2 separate regions of the Homo sapiens genome follow, and region 2 is linked to region 1. A link is an interaction called in ENCODE POLR2A ChIA-PET data of the cell type or tissue named here. Cell type or tissue: Panc1. All regions are shown on one strand. Links, peaks and the distances in the headings refer to the core of each region. The heading gives the core; the rest is flanking DNA.

Region 1 (5,382 bases), core at 301-5,300:
CAAACTGACCTGAGGAAAGTGAAAGAAGAGATTAACATTTACTAAGTCTGGTACTGTAGTACCAGAAATTTTAGTTTACCTTATTCATACATCAACTATTTTACAAATGAGAACCTGAGACTCAGAAAAGGTAAGCGACTCTTCCAAAGTTACTTATGCACACAGTTAAATAATGGCTGAGCTGGGACAAGAATCCCAGTCTGTGATTCCAAAGCCCATTGTCTCTCATACGGTACACATAGGGAATAACAGGAAATGAAATTGGAAAAAAGAGCTAGGTCTACACTATAAAAGGTCTTAAGTGCCAAAGAAGTTGGTAGGCAAGGAGGAACTGCAGAAGATTTTTAAGAAATAAAGTGAAAATCTGTGCACAGGAAAGACTGATAAGGGAAATAAAGAGGCAAGAAACCACTTGGGATCCTAATCATGAGCTGAAAATGAATTAATGAGGGACTAAATTAGGGTTAAGGCAATGAAAATATAAAGTAAACAAAAGCAGAAAATATAAAGTAAACAAAAGCAGAAAATAAGATATTTCAAAGAAAAATCTGTAAGACTAAGCAACTAATTAGATATAAAAAAGAATGAGTCCAAGGTAATTCAGGGTCAGAAGAAGAATGAATGGTCAAACTGCTAACAGAATTTTGAATATGGGAAGAGCTTATTTAGGAGGAGAAGAAGGTAATGTGCCCAGTTTGTAATTTTCTTTTCAACAAGTCAGTAAGTAGGGACCTGGAATTTAGGGAAACGTAAAGGCTCAGGTTATGGATTTGAGGTTCATCTGCCTAGAGGCCTGAAGCCTTGGGAATACAGAGCTCAGTGAGGGAATGCATAGAACTCCTTCTCTTACAGGACAGGAAAATGAGATAGACAATGGTCTTAAAAGTAGGAAAAGAAAACAGTCACAAAAGGCAATTTCCAAGAAAAAAAGAGAATGCATGCTAAGAGTCAAGTTGCTGCAGTGAAGTTAAAGAGGGTGAGGACTAAAAAGGAGGTAAATTTCGCCATTAGTTCACTGAGGCCTTTACCAGATGCTATACTGGCACCGAGTTTGTAACTTTATGCCTACAAATACTATATTTGCAGACCATCCTGTCTAACATGGTGAAACCCCGTCTCTACTAAAAATACAAAAAATTAGCCGAGGGTGGTAGCGGGGGCCTGTAGTCCCAGCTACTCGGAAGGCTGAGGCAGAAGAATGGCGTGAACCCGGGAGGCGGAGCTTGCAGTGAGCTGAGATCGCGCCACTGCACTCAAGCCTGGGCTACAAAGTGAGACTCCATCTCAAAAAAAAAAAAAAAAAAAAAAAAAAAAAATTGCCTGTTTCTTCTGACTTTCTAAAGAACTTTTCTCATAGTTTCCCGTAGCACTTATAGCATAGTATAGCATAGTTCTAAGTGTTTTTAATTCTCCCTTAGATAGTACCCTCCTCCTCAAATACCAAGACAGGAAACCCAGTCATTATTTCTTGAATGAAGGGCCAAATAAATGGTTCATAATGGGATAAAGAAACAAAGAGAAAATGTTATACTATTTAATGTTTAACATTTAAACATTAAATGTTATTTTATGTTTACATTTTAAGAACAAAGCTGGATATTTACATTTTAAGAACCCCCAATATTTAATGAAAAGCAAATCTATCTTAAAATGATTGTGCATAGGCAGGGCAAAAGAGATTATTCTGCCTGTTTCAAGATAGCAGACTGGGAACCAGCTAGTTTTCTCTCCTACATCAATTCCTGGAAATGAAAGAAAATTAATTAACAGTCACACAAGAACAAAAGGAACTGATGGACTAGCAACTGGGAATATTTTGTGATTTACAACAGACTAGATCAAACTAAAGAGGAAAATCACAAGCTAAGATATACAGACACAAAAAACAGCAAGAGAGTTCTATGCCCAAAGTGTTTCATGCCCAATGGTGAAGTATTGGAACAGGAAAGGGCTGAGGGACAGTCAACAGTCTTATTAGTTGGAATACCACAAGGGATGCAGTCAAGTCAGATCAATCCATGTTCACATCCTGTGCCACACACCCTGCGCAGTAACAGAGAGTATACAACTCCTGAAGAGAGTATTAAATATTAGAGATTTAATCTTAAATCTTAGAGACAGGGCAGTGTCCAAGGTGGCTGGGGAAAAAAAGGAAGCATTCATTCCTAGTAGAGCAGTCTCCAGGATATCCAGCCCAGAAATACTTTCTACACACTCCTCTACTTTCACTGAAAATCCTGAGTCAAAACTCCCATGGCAAGTCTTAGTCCCCTTCCCAAGCAGACTGCCTAAACAGAAGCAGGAGAGAGTATAACAATGAATTTCAATGAGAAAGATGCATATACAATCAAAGGATGGGCAGACTCTTGAGGAATGTGAATCTCATTTAAGGCAGAAAACAACTTCAGCAAATGAGGTACACATCTAAAGAAAAAGGGTTAACAAATAAATGGAATAGGATTTTAAAATAAGCATGTTTGACTTATGCTTCTGGCCATGATGTTGTAACATGAATCGGATTTAACCTTCTTTTAAAACAACCAGAAAACTGGCAAAAATAAAATCAGGTGAGGCTTATGATCTCCTGGCTTTCTGCCTGAAGGCAAATTCTGGATTTCTGAGCAGGCACAGGCATCCCAAGCATGCCATGGCTGTTTTCCTGAGTAAAGGAGACAGAAATTAGAATTCCAGAAGTCTAAGGTTTCCAGAAGATGTGGAGCAAATTTCTGGAGAAGAGGGACTATGCAGAAAAAAAATAATAATAAAGGCTCAGAAATCTGCTATTAAGTCTTTGCTAGATACTAAGAAATATGTGCCTAGGATGAAGTTCTATAAGGTTTGGCAAAGAATGACAAGGTGTTGTGAGCTGAATGGTTCCCAGAGCTCATATAGGTCTGAGGACCATTTAAACTTCTTTCAGCCAAACTGGAGACTGTTTACTGATCATTCAAGGCATTCAGTAGAAACCTTAGAAGGACCACAACTAGCATAGGGCTACTGCAACCCCAACACTAACAAAACTTGAAAAGATCAAGCCAAACTATAAGTAACTTAACTGCTGCCCACTAAAGCTCAACACTGTTTCAGGAAGATAACAAAATCCAGAAACTTGGCAATGTAAAGCTCACAATGACTAGCATCCAAAACAAAACAAAACAAAAAAACAACAACAACAAAAAATTAAACATACCAAGAAGCAGGAAAATATTACCTATAAGCAGGAGAAGGACAACAGAAATAGACCTAGAATTTATAGATTATGGAATTATAAGATGATGTTAAAATAGTTATTACAACTATGTTCAAGTATTTAAAGAAAAACATAAGAAAAAAGGAACATCTAGAGATAAATATATATGTTTACTATCTTCCCAGAGATAAGAGACTATATCACATATATTTTACAGAATAGAACAGGAAACAGGAAAAAGAACAAACTAAAGAACTTGGAAACAAAAAAAATCTCACTGTTGAAATACCAGCTCAACTGACTTGAGAAACTTGAAGCCTCAGCAATGGAAAATGCCTTGAATCAATATAATTTACATAGTAGAATGCCCCAAAGACTCAGGAACTGATGGCACAAGAAACTGGAAGTTGGTGTAAAATGAAGCTAAAATAAGGATGATCAGGTGAAGATGGTTTAAAAAATAATTCAATCCCCAAATCTCCTCCCTTCATTTTATGGACTGGGTGAGTGCCCTGATTTCTACCCCAGTAGAAATCTAGAGGCTTATCCTCTCAAGGAGAGACTAAAATGAAGGGTCTCCAGACCTAAGAACCCTAGGTGCAGTTGAAAACAGAAAGCTTAAGTAAACATGCATACCGGATACTGACATGCGTTAGCATTCCTCATCCATAAGGCCAAAACTATGGCAACCAGGCTTTACCTTATGGGTAGAAGACAAAGAATCTTCTCTTGGTAATCCATCAACTCAAGTGTAAAGATACAAACATTGGAAATCCCCAATATAAGAACACAGTCAGATCACCCTAGCAGTGAAAAAATCCCTTCTACTGGCTCAGTTTCCAATTAGCTTCTTGGTTCCCTGCTCTTAAATAGGAATTGACAAACAAATATACGTAGTAATCACCTAAATAAACTCTAACACGTAATATATACACTAAAACAAACACACCAACAGGAAAAAACAAATCACAGAGAAGAAAGACTACACGAAGAAATGAAATACAAATGAAAGATAAAGAGTATACAAAGAAATGAAAATTTAACAAAATTATTGTTGTTCTGAGAGAGATTTAATAAAGATATTATAGGCTGGGTGCAGTGGCTCATGCCTGTAATCCCAGCACTTTGGGAGGCTGAGGTGAGTGGATTGCTTGAGACCAGGAGTTTGAGACCAGCCTGGTCAACATGGTGAAGCCCTGTCTTTACTGAAAGTACAAAAAAATCAGCCAGGCGTGGTGGTGGGCACCTGTAAACCCAGCTACTGGGGAGGCTGAGGCAGGAGAATCACTTGAACCTGGGAGGCAGAGGTTGCAATGAGCCAAGATTGTGCCACCGCACTCCAGCCTGGGTGACCGAGGGAGACTCCTTCTCAAAAAAAAAAAAAAAAAAAAAGATATTACAAAATGATCAGATAAGATAAGGGTGTTATTCCATGGCACACGTTTACCTATGTAACAAATCTGCACATCCTGCATATGTATCCAAGAATTTAAAGCCTTTAGGCAATAAATTTTAGACTAAAAAAATAAAAATAAAAAAAGTAAAATGCTTAAGAAGTTGAAAAAAGAGTGTTATTTTAAAAGAAATAACTAGGGAACAAAATAAACTCATAGATATTAAAATGTGGTAGCAAAACAAAGGTTAAAAGATAAAGTTTATGAAATCCCTCAGGAAGCAGAACAACAAGACAAAGACATGGTAAATAGGAGAACAAAAAAATAAAAAAGAAAAAAAAGAAAATTAGAAAGCCAGTTCAGAAAGCCTAATATCTGAATAAAAGGCATTTTGAAAGAGAATACAGAGAAAAGTAGGGAAATAAATCATCTACTAAATAATTCAAGGCAATTTCCCAGATAGCCTAGCACCACAAATTGAAATAGACCCACACCAAAGCACATCATTGGAAAATTACAGAACACTGAGGACAAAAAGAAGATCTTATAAGCTTACAGACAGAAAACAGTAACTCACAACAAAGGATCAGGAATTGAATCGCTTTAAGTTTTTCAAAAGCAACCCTGGAAATTCCAAGACAATGGAACAATATCCTCATTATTCTGAAAGAAAATTATTTCCAAGTTAAAATTCTATTCCCAGACAAACTACTCTGTATTATGGTAGAGAAACAGCATCTTAAGACGTGTAAGATCTCACAATATTTATGTATCCTTTCTTCAGGTTTTTGCTGAAGT
Region 2 (5,382 bases), core at 197-5,196, 1.5 Mb after region 1:
ACATTTACTCACTCTAGAAATAGAAAATTCTATCTCCTAAATAATTAAATAACTTTTACTTTCATAAAATGAGTGCAAACAGCAAACCATTTACAATTATGGGATAAAGATTCCATAGATGATAAAACAGGATACTGTACTATGCAATTCTGATCATAAAGGTTGTTTCATTATCCTCCCTCTCCACAAAGACTCACAGGGAAAAAACAAGAATGAAGATGAAAAACGGCATGTCGTTAATGGTAAATATCTCCATCTTGTTGAAAAAAATATAATCCTCCATGTGTTTAGGAATCTGTGGTCAAGTTTTCTGTTATTTGCAGCCGAAAACATCCCTAATTGCTATGCTAGGCACAGCTCTATGAATACCCAGAAAAAGAATATATTTTATGGCAAAAACCATTATTAGGAGCAGAAAAGTTATTATGTAACAGTTAATAGGAAGCTATAGTCATTCTAAACTCATCTCCAAATTAGTAACACAAAAGATCACAGTATTACTAGAAGAAATGAAAAAAATCCACAACCATACTAATTGACAGAAGAAGAAAACATTTAATAAGGATATAGATAACTGGAATAATCAATTACAAGCTTGATCTAATGGACATATACAAATTTTGCACAAAACTAAAGAGAAAAAATTATTTCAAAAAATATGAAAACTTTATAAATAAATTGGCTATGTACTAGGTCATAGAACAGATTTCAACAGATATCAGGAATCTGTACCATACATACAATACACTCTTTCACCACAATATGTTATTACATTGCAGATATAATGTCCTTGTTAAAAAATTAGTGTTGCTATAGCAGCAAAACCAATTTACAATTTTAATTTAAAAGATCCAATTTGTAATGTAATAAAAGCCATACAGATCTTTAAAAAAAGGCATGCAAGAGCTTTATAGATAAAATGAAATTGAAAACCTATATTAAAGGGCATAAGGTAAGACTTAAATAAAAAAACAATATACTATTTTTATGGACAGTAAGACTCGATTAATAAAGATGGCAAATGATTTCAAATTCATCTGTATGTTGCAATTCCAATCAAATTCTCCAAAGGTTTTTTTCACAGAACTTGAGAAACTAATCTTAAAATTAACATGGAAAAACCAAAGGCCAGCAATAAGGTGACATTACAAATCAATGAGGAAAAGATGAACTATTTAGCAAATGGTACTAGGGCAACTGGTTATTCCTGTGGAAAAAATAAAACTGCATTTTAATCTCACATCATATACAAAAATAAATTGTTGATAGATCAAATATTTAAATATGAAAAGAAAAATTATAAAAGTTTTAGAATAAATTACCAGAGAATTCACATCAGGATAAGAAAACACTTCTTAAACAAGACATAGAACTACATGCTATTAAGAAAAATAGACATATTGGAGCACATGAAAGTTCTTTATACAAAAGACTCCATAATAAAAAAACAGGTCATAGCTTTGGAGAGGAGATTTGCAACATATAATACCAATCAGAAGGTTAGTACTCAGAACATAAAGTACTCTCGTATATTAAAAGAGGTAGCCAGTTGTTTTTTAAGGCAAAAGATATGAACAATCAATTCACAGAAGAGGAAACTCAAATGACCAATGAACATAGGAAAAGATGTTCAATAGTAAAGAAATGCAAATTAAAGCCAAAATGAGACACTACTTCACACCCATCAGATTGATAAAAATAAAGTCTGCAAACACCAGATGTTGCCAAGAATGTGTGAAAGTAGGAACTCATACATCACAGGTGGGAGTGTAAATTGGTATAACTATTTGGGAGAGCAATTTGGCAATACTTCCATAAAGCGGAAGGCGTACTTTCTCTAAAATACAGTAGCTCTGCATCCAGGTACAGTAAAACCCCACAGGAACTCGAAATTAGATTCAATACAATTGGCAACTGCCTTTCATCCTCCTCCCAGCCTTAGATGGCACTTGGGGGCAAGCTACTGTTCTTATCTTTTAAACGGCGAGGGAAAGGCAGGTTAGTGGGGATGAGCAGGGTGGGTCCCCGAGTTACCAGGACTTTCCCAGCCAATATTCCCCTGATGAGGCCCCAAAATGAATGCTAACTGAGAAATCTCTAGAATCGCTGCTGTTGTCTTGGAAGTCTGTGTCAGGCATCAAGATCCAGAATCATTCATAGTATAATAACTTAAGCCTGAGCAGACAGTTACCTGGTGGCTCAAATCTGCAGATGGGACTTGTCACACTAGGAGAGGTTTTGGGAGACTGAACTTAATCTAACCTTACTGACGCATGATGAAGGATGTGACTCATCATACGTGCTAGATACAATATAAGGGACAACTAGAGGAGGTACTGATAAAGAATTACAAAATCAGAGTGAGCCAGATAAAGAATGATGAAAAACAGGATGTCAGAGTAAGTGCCATGTAGCTACTGATGCAAATGAACTATCTGTTGACTATTTACTAAAAAAAGGACCATAGCTTTAATTGCTTATAAATAGAGAACATTCACCATAGCTCTATAGCCACTTATGGGCTATCTGCATGGATGCAGGGGTTTTCTGCTCAGTAACAAAATTAGTTAATTCTATTTTTATGAATTAGCATGTTCCTTTGGGCCTTGATTACTTTTTTATCCCAACAATTTGGCAATAAGGAAGATTGGTATATCTCAAGTGAGTCCTTTTGGTGGGTGAATTTGTTGGAGGATTTGTGGTCACCCGTGATTAGGTCAGAACTCTGAATGTTTGCCAAAAAGTCTCCCTCTGACTACTTTGGCTGAGTGGGATTTGGTTCCCAGGGAAAATTCCAAAGCCTCTCTGTAAATTCCAAGTTACAACTGAGCAAAATGGGTAACTCATTGAAGGTCCCATCTGATTCATCACTGGCTTTAGCAGTAGAAAAATACGAGATGCCTAGAATATTGTCAGTAGGTCTCTCTTTTAAAAATAAAAGGCTTCTTTTATTCTCTCACATTTGGCATAAGCATACTTATAAAAATCCTGCTTTGCAACGGTCAAAAGAAGGCTCATTTGAAGTAGACAAATTGATGTATTTACAGGAATTCTCAGAAAAACCCCACTCAAAGGGATTATTGGTATCTCTGGATCTCAGGAAATAAAAGAAGGAATGAAGTGGGCAGCCACAAAGAATGAATTAAGAAACTGGAGGAAGAGATAAAGTAACTGAAAGCTCCTTTCTCTTCTTCCAGGTTCTTGACCTCTTTCTGCTGTTGCTCCTTCTGCTTTTTCTGCTTCTTGTTGCCCTTCTTTGCCTCTATCTAGGTCCTAGAAGAGTGGGGCAATGACCTTCTGGATGGATGGATGATTCCCAATGGCTACAGGTTCTGGAGATAACTTCCCTTTGGAAGGGGGAAAATTGCTAGCCTTATTAGAATATTCTAATGTGGATTCCATTCTCCAAAACTTCCCTAAACAGAACATGCAAAACACAGCTACGGAGGCAGAAATGATGAAGAAGAAGGAACAAGGAGTCTGAGAACCTGGATAACAGACTGTCCTAGAATTAAGGTATTAGGTTGGCAAATGGTTGCGTTGGTAACTTAGATGAAAGGGGAGGCAAAAGGAGTAAGGATACCAAACAGCAAAATGAGACTGACACTACAGTGTCATACAAACCAACTTATTGTTTCTTTTCTTTTCTTTTTTTTTTTTAATTTTACTTTAAATTCTGGGATACATGGGCTGAAATGTGCAGGTTTGTTACATAGGTATACATGTGCCATGGTGGTGTGCTGCACCTATCAACCCATCACCTCAGTTTTAAGCCCCGCGAGCATTAGGTATTTGTCCTAATGCTCTCCCTCCCCTTCCCTCCGACCCCCTGACAGGCCCCGGTGTGTGATATTCCCCTCCCTGTAGTCATGTGTTCTCATTGAGTCAACTTATTTTTTCATCTCAATGGAAGAAAATCAGCCCTACCCTTTAGTAGCTCCGGTGACTCAAATGCCTTTTTAAAGTGATCCAGGACTGCCAGGTACATCAGACATGGTAGGAGTGCATATGACCTTTTCCCCAGCTGATGGTACCCATCTTAAAGAGTTATTTCCCAGTGCTCTGAAAAGATCTGGAAACATTTGCCGAGGTGCTCTGTGGCACACTGGCTGCTGCATGGAGTTGCTCTGGCCGACTGTGTTTGACTAATGGAACAGGCACGGTGGAGGCAAATGATAACCCCTCTTGTAAGGGAGTGCCCTGGCCTCAGGAAGCTGACTGCCTCCTCAAACAAGAGGAGACTACCTCCTCTCATGCCTTAGAAACCCACCGCGAGGTGACCTGGGAGAAGCTGCAATGCTGCTGTTGGGTGAGTCTCCATTGATTTTCATCAGTGGCTGACTGAGGCATTTTCTAAATTAACAAGGATGGATTTAAAGGTAGATCAGAATAGACCCTTATTCTTCTCTACTTTTATGGCAGCCTTGCTACTGGGAATTCAGGCGTAGGTAAAAGAAAAGGTATGTGGATGGTAAGGATAGACAAGTTTCTCAGGTATTGGCAATAGCAATCCAGTTTTGGAAAAAAAAATGTAGAAAGATAAAGACAAAGAAACTTAAGACTGCAGTGTTACCTTCCCAGTTGGAATTGTTCACAAGGGGAGCAAACCCCTTTCTGGGACTACCAACAAATAAGAGAAGATCCTCTAATGAAAAGTCAATAGGTCACTACTATAGGAAGCTAGGACATTGGAAAAAGGGATGCTGGAAGAGACTGAGGAAGATGCAAGAGATGCAACCCAACTATGAAGCTTTACTACCCCCTCCAGAGATTTCTCCCCTCGGGAAATCAGACAGGAAATAACGCTGCAACTAGGAGCAAAAGTGACATAATGGGAGAGCCTCAGTGCTGGAAATGGGACAACCTGATCTGTTTGCTTGTTTTTCCTGCCTTAATCTTTTCCTGCTCTGTCTTGTGGAGACTAGAGCCATGAATTCTGCAGTTTCTGTTCATCTTTCTTGTTTTAGCCTGACCCGTTAAAACAAGTTACGGGGCCGGGCGCGACGGCTCATGCCTGTAATTCTAGCACCTTGGGAGGCTGAGGCGGGCGGATCATGAGGTCAGGAGATCAAGACCACCCTGGCTAACACGGTGAAGCCCTGTCTCTACTAAAAATACAAAAACAATTAGCCGGGCGTGGTGGCGGGCACCTGTGGTCCCAGCTACTCAGGAGGCTGAGGCAGGAGAATGGCATGAACCCGGGAGGCGGAGCTTGCAGTGAGCCGAGATCGCGCCACAGCACTCCAGCCTGGGCGACAGAGCAAGACTCCGTCTCAAAAACAAAACAAAACTAAACTAAACCAACAAGTTATGGGTTTCTCTCAACCGTCTTCTACCTTTTCTTTTTCGTCTGAGATTCCCGAGCCAATAGGTCCTGTGTTC

What was found. Peaks named below come from ENCODE experiments on the same cell type or tissue, not always from the same donor. Only the 100,000 strongest peaks of a DNase experiment are listed, where the experiment ranks them.
Region 2: POLR2A ChIA-PET joins it to region 1 with 6 read pairs; 2 of 35 experiments call an interaction of 5 or more read pairs at or near these places.

The regions. Positions count from the first base shown.
Region 1 is chr11:111,636,657-111,642,038 of GRCh38, reverse strand. All of the region lies in intron 3 of SIK2 (salt inducible kinase 2), which reads right to left. Among named protein-coding and RNA genes, the nearest start is that of SIK2, 37 kb to the right of the region's middle. In Panc1, for the core only: no CTCF peak of the experiment used is centred there; no DNase peak of the experiment used is centred there.
Region 2 is chr11:110,145,898-110,151,279 of GRCh38, reverse strand. All of the region lies in intron 2 of ZC3H12C (zinc finger CCCH-type containing 12C), which reads right to left. Among named protein-coding and RNA genes, the nearest start is that of ZC3H12C, 55 kb to the right of the region's middle. In Panc1, for the core only: no CTCF peak of the experiment used is centred there; a DNase peak (open chromatin) is centred at 2,381.